Regions from separate parts of the Homo sapiens genome. Here region 1 is linked to region 2. A link is a contact called in ENCODE Hi-C or POLR2A ChIA-PET data. All regions are on one chromosome and are shown on one strand. The core of a region is the stretch at or near the end of the contact, and the rest is flanking DNA. Distances in the headings are between cores, read along the strand shown. Region 1 overlaps CT69 (cancer/testis associated transcript 69). Region 2 has its middle 37 kb from the start of LINC01010.

Region 1 (2,942 bases), core at 247-2,746, 58 kb before region 2:
TGACTTGTTGATTGCTATATCCCAACTTCTTAGAATAGGGCCTGGCATATTTGTAAAATAAATAAAATAATAAATACTGAGAAGTTTAGACATTATGATGGACCACAGAAAATAGTTGGTTTGGGCAGGTGATTCCATAATGTGCCCCTTAAATTGTACCATGGACATCTCTGACTAAGCTTAAGAAAGCCTTCAGTCAGACCTTAGTAAATCTTAAACTTTTCTTTTTTATTAAAATGAAGAACATTGATAAAATCAGTCATTTCCTTCAAGGCTTCTGACTGATTTCCATTAAGGTTGCTGCCTCTACAATATTTCTTTGAGTGACTGGTAATGACCTCCTTATAAACTCTCAGACAATAGAGAATGCTGTATGCATCCATATTCATTTATTCATTCATTTAATTATGCAACAAATATTTTTTGAGTAGTTACTATGAACTAGGCAACATTCTAGACCCTAAGGGTATAGCAGGAATCAGATAGTCCCTGCCTTCATGAAGCTTATATTCTAACAGGGAGAGAGACAGACAATTGGGAAATAAGCAAATTGATATATATTTTGAAGGATAAGAAATGCTATGGATACTGTCACATTGGAGATTGAAAAAAAAAAAGAAAATTTAAAAAAAGAAATGACGTGGAAAAAAACAGAGCAGAGTAAGAGAGCTGCGTGTGGTGACCTGGGGAGATTTAGGGAAAGGCATTTGAAGAAATAAGGCAGTTAGGTACTGCAGAAATGGTGGAGAGTGTGTGTCTTGGAGGGAGGAAGCTCCGGGCACAGGAGATCCAACAAGAAGGCCCTGAGATGGTGGCATGCTGGGGGTGTTCTGAGACTAGCAAAGGGGCAGTGTGTGGGAGCTGCCTGGGAGAAGGTTGTAAACCTGGGGCCAGTGTGTGTGGAGAGCAGTGAGTGCAGAAGGAAGCGGGTGCTTGATAAATTAGAGACAAATAACAAGGGAGCAGCCCTTTTAGGGTCTTGGAGGCCACAGTGGAATTCTTTAATCAGAGTGAGGAGGGTTCTAAGAAAAGGAGCAGCATAATCTGATTTACTTTTTGAAAGATCACTCTAGTACCTGGGTAACAATAGGCTATGGGGGTGACAGCCTCTGGAGAAAGACAAGGCTGGGCACAGTGGCTTATACCTGTAATTCCAACATATTGGGAGGCTGAGGCAGGAGAATTAATTGAGGCCAAGAGTTCAAGACTAGCCTGGGCAACATAGTGAGACCCCATCTCTATTAAAAAGTTTTAAAAATGAGCCGGGTGTGGTGACATGTGCCTGTATTTACTTGGGAAGCTGAGATGGGAAGGATCCCTGAGCCCAGGAGGTCAAGGCTGCAATGAGCCATGATCTCGGCATTGCACTACAGCCTGGGCAACAGAGCAAGACCCTGTCTCTAAAAATAATTAATGCTGCTATTGAGAGAAATGGAGAGAAAGAGGGAAGTCACGGATGGATCCAAGCAACTGGCTTAGGACATAGTTACCATGCACTGAAATGAGGAAATGGGAGGAGTGTGGGGGTTGAGGAAATTGGGGTTTGGGGCACACAGTTATAAAGAGCCAAACTCATTCAACGTTTTTAAGCAGCAAAGGAATGGAGCAGCATTCAGAACTGTTGCAAGAAAGCCAGAGAGCCAGCCTTGGAGGCCATGCACCCAGGAGCACAGCCCAGAAGTCTCCATGGCCGCTTCCCCTGACACTGCACGGCCACTGGGCAGAGGCAGCCAAAGTCTAGGCTGACACTGGAAAACAAACACCAGAACCACCGCCCCTGCTGCCAGAAGCTCCAGTTGTCACTGTCACCTCCCAAGTAAAAAATATAAATAAAGGACTCTGTATGGTTTCTACTTTTCAGTTCCCTCTTCTGATATGGAGTACCTGATGGGCAGAGCCTGGTGTGGGGCTGCAGAGGAGCCTGGCTCACCAGGCCTCTGCTTTCCACTGCCAGGGTTTGAGAGCAGAGCCCCAAACAGTTATTCAAAATGGCTTTGCAAACATGGTAACCTTCACAGATATTCTTGCAATCACGGTTTTTGCCTGTTACTACTCAGTGAACAATTCAATGTTTTTTAAAAAAAGAATTTGATTTTTTTCCCCTCTATATCCATCTCTAGACTGACCAGGTTTCTTGTAGACTAGGTGCGCAGTCTTTCGCCAGACTGCGTAAAGGCCTGAAGCAGGGTAATAAAACTGACTTCCCTGTTTGAGAAATAGTTCTGGGAGAAAATGTGAAGATACTTGAAATCTGTAGATAAATTCAAGAAAAAAATTAATGATAGTCTTTAAGCATAGGAGGGAATATACAGCAAGTAAATGATAAATGGATAACTAACACTGCTTAGGTCGATATGAAAAAAATTGGAAATTTGGAAAATCCTGGTCTAGTGTTCCTTAAGAATAATCATCACTAGATTAATTAGAAAATATTAATAAGGAATTATTAACTATTTGTTGCTACATTTATTGAGGGGTTAGCAGTTGCAATGAACTGAAGGTTTTTGTCCCTCCAAAATTTATATATTGAAATCGTAATCCCCAAGGTGATTAGGCAACAGGGCGTTTGGGAGGTGATTAGGACGTGAGGGCAGAGCCCACAGGAATGGGACTAGTGCTCTTGCAAAAAAGGCCTAGAGAAACCCCTGGCACCTCCTGCCGGTAAGAAAGTGCTGTCTGTGAGGAAGTGAGCCCTCATCAGACACTGAATCTGCCATCACCTTGATCTTGGACTTCTCAGTCTCCAGAACTGTGAGAAATAAATCTCTATTGTCTACAAGCCGCCCAGTTTGGGTTTTTTGTTATAGCAGAATGGACTAAAACACCAGTGCTAAATAATGCTGTGTTCAATGCTGATTTTCAACATCTCATTTGATTCTCACAATAACCCCAACAGGCAGGACTAGGCTCAGAGAATGTAACTACTTTGTCTTGCTAGTAAA
Region 2 (2,788 bases), core at 166-2,665:
TGCAGGGCAGTGCTGAGGGCATGATTGGGAGTGATCACCATGAATGTGTGGTGATTCCAATTCAGCTCATTGTGGAATTTGCTCAGTAGGTTCCTGCCCTCAGTGAGGTCGTGGCAAAGCAGGAGTGAGACTCACTCATGGGTCAGATTTTGCCAGGAAGAGAGAGAGCAAGGGCTTGAAGGTTTTTACAAGAGAAATAAATTCAGTTCTCTCAAGTATACGAGAACTTACAGAGAAAAGATTATCATCATGGCTAAGAATGATAGGAAGTGTTCTTTCCCATTCTCACTTCTTTCACTACTCCATTCCCTGCCCAGACCCATCACAAATATTCCTTCATTTCAGGTAAATTTTAATGACTTTTTTTTATTTTCTATTTTTTGTGATGGAGTTTCACTCTTATTGTGCAGGCTGGAGTGCAATGGCGCAATCTCAGCTCACTGCAACCTCCGCCTCCAGGGTTCAAGTGATTCTCCTGCCTCAGCCTCCTGAGTAGCTGAGATTACAGATGCCCACCACCATGCCTGGCTAATTTTTGTACTTTAGTAGGGATGGGGGTTTTCACCATGTTGGCCAAGCTGGTCTTGAACTCCTGACCCCAGGTGATCCACCCACCTAGGCCTCCCAAAGAGTTGGGATTACAGGCGTGAGCCCCCGTGCCCAGCCTAACCTTTAAAAAATGTACTTATCGGCTGGACATGGTGGCTCACGCCTGTAATCCCAACACTTGGGGAGGCCGAGGTGGGCAGATCACCTGAGGTCATGAGTTCGAGACCAGCCTCGCCAACACAGTGAAACACTGTCTCTACTAAAAATACAAAAAATTAGCCGGATGTGCTGGTGCATGCCTGTAATCCCAGCTACATCGGAGGCTGAGGCAGGAGAAGTGAGCCGAGGTTGTGCCACTGCACTCAAGCCTGGGTGACAGAGTGAGACTCCATCTCAAAAAAAGAAAAAAAAAGAAAAAAGAAAAGAAAAGAAGAAAAAGTACTTATCGTGAAAAGACAATGTATATAAAAGCTAATATAATTTGACAACAAAAACATGAAGCATGCTCAGCCTCGTTAGCAAAGAAATCAAAATGTATTTTCTAAAATACAACTAGTTTGCTTGTTTCTTATAAAGGAGATGTGTTGTTTTTACCTGCCCAGGCTTCCTTTTACTCTTTTTGTAACTGAATGATATAGGACAGAAACAAAAGAAAGTCAAACTGAGTAAGGGTTATTCATCCCTCCACTCCCTGATTGTGGGTCATCTCCAATTCCTTAAAGAGAAACTGTCACTAGAACACTGTGTCACTTTGAATATCTGTGTACCCTCTTCTGATTTGCCACAGCAAGACAAGCAAGTAGAATAAAAGAACACGGATGTTAGGGACAAACAGATCAGGTTTCAAAACCAGTTCTCCCATTTACAAGTTTGTGATCTTGGGCAAGATGTTTAACCTTTCTTAACCAGTTGCTGCATTTGGTGAGACAGCTATATGACCACCTGCCTCCTTGACAGCAGAGTGCGGATTAAACACAGTAATATGTAAAATCTGTTTTATCCAATAAGCCCTTGTTACATGGTGAATATTCTGATATTACTGTTATTTTTTTCTAAATTAAGCATCAAAATATTCTTTTAAAACTAAGTTGGGTATTAAAAGGACAGGAAAAGCACAATCACTCGTTTTCATGAGAATTGTTAGGCTAATTTCCTAGTTAGTCATGATAGAGTAAAAAGCAATAATTGGGGTCAGATCAGAATTGGATAACTGCCCCCAAGTGGACCAGTGGCATTTAGGCTTAGTGACCCCATCCTCTAAAAGTAAAGAAAACACAGCTTCCTCCTCTAAAGCAGGTGCTTAAATGCCTTATGGGCTTATGAAGCCCTGGGATAGAAAAAAAGAGTTTGAAAGAGAGAGATTAATCTTCCTAGCCCATCACTTTCATCGGTCTCTTCCAAGACTTTGGGAGAAACCCTGGCAATGTGTTCACATGGTTATATGCTTTATAAAAGTTGCAGTAATAATATACTTTTGCTATAGTTTGTTAAAACTCTTACATCTAATCCAGGTAGAAATTTCCTATATCAGAGTTCCGTAGTTCAGTGAAGCTGGAGCAGCTACATATGTTTTTGAGATGCGGCTGAAGGGAAGTTTAGTTGAGGACACATTTATTTGGTTTTACTGGTATATGTTTCTATAGTTCATGATCACTTCCACGTGGTTAATGCCAGTTGTCCTAGTGTAGGAGTGGCTCCTAGGCAGGCTCTGACTATCCACTGGGCCCACCCAGCCAGCACTGAGACATGAAAGTGCTGGGCCAGAGGCTGCCTCACTGCGAATGTTCCTAGTAGTGCTTGGCACCACAAGGTTACCAACCACGGAGGACACACAAGGTTTGAGACATATGGAGCCAGGGCTAGTCCATGGAAAATTTCTCCCGATTATCAGATGTTTAAAATTTTAGGCGGGGCACAGTGGCTCACAGTGTCCTGCATGAGCTGACTGTAGGGACTACTGACTATCACGCTCGTAATCCCAACACTTTGGGAGACCGAGCCAGGCAGATCATTTGAGCCCAGGAGTTTGAGACCAGGTGGTGCAACAAGGTGAGGCCCTGTCTCTACAGAAAAATACAAAAATTAGCCAGGTCTAGTGGTGCCTGCCTTATAGGCCCTGCTACTCAGGAGGTTGAGGTGAGAAGATTGCTTGAGCCTGGGAAGTTGAGGCTGCAGTGAGCTATTATCACACCACTGCACTCCAGCCTGGACAACAGAGAGAAACCCTAGCTCAAAGAAA

What was found. A loop is a pair of places that touch in the nucleus more often than their neighbours do. ChIA-PET counts read pairs that join two places held with the same protein, here RNA polymerase II (POLR2A). Pooled maps may share reads with other maps.
Region 1: a loop to region 2 is called in a pooled map of gastrocnemius medialis, with 2.9 times the contacts of the local background. The contact joins two enhancer-like sites. A Hi-C loop is called at or near these places in 2 of 168 maps with a recorded cell type or tissue (gastrocnemius medialis and psoas muscle) and 2 of 50 pooled maps. POLR2A ChIA-PET finds 5 or more read pairs at or near these places in 3 of 52 experiments (MCF 10A, Panc1 and activated T-cell).

What each region holds. Positions count from the first base shown.
Region 1 is chr6:134,457,830-134,460,771 of GRCh38, reverse strand. The region is part of intron 2 of CT69 (cancer/testis associated transcript 69); the gene reads left to right. All of the region lies in intron 1 of LINC01010 (long intergenic non-protein coding RNA 1010), which reads right to left. Among named protein-coding and RNA genes, the nearest start is that of CT69, 20 kb to the left of the region's middle. Within about 2 kb of position 1,496, at least 2 of the 41 ENCODE cell types and tissues checked have a DNase peak (open chromatin) inside an H3K27ac peak, as active enhancers do.
Region 2 is chr6:134,399,703-134,402,490 of GRCh38, reverse strand. No RefSeq gene overlaps it. Among named protein-coding and RNA genes, the nearest start is that of LINC01010, 37 kb to the left of the region's middle. Within about 2 kb of position 1,415, at least 2 of the 41 ENCODE cell types and tissues checked have a DNase peak (open chromatin) inside an H3K27ac peak, as active enhancers do.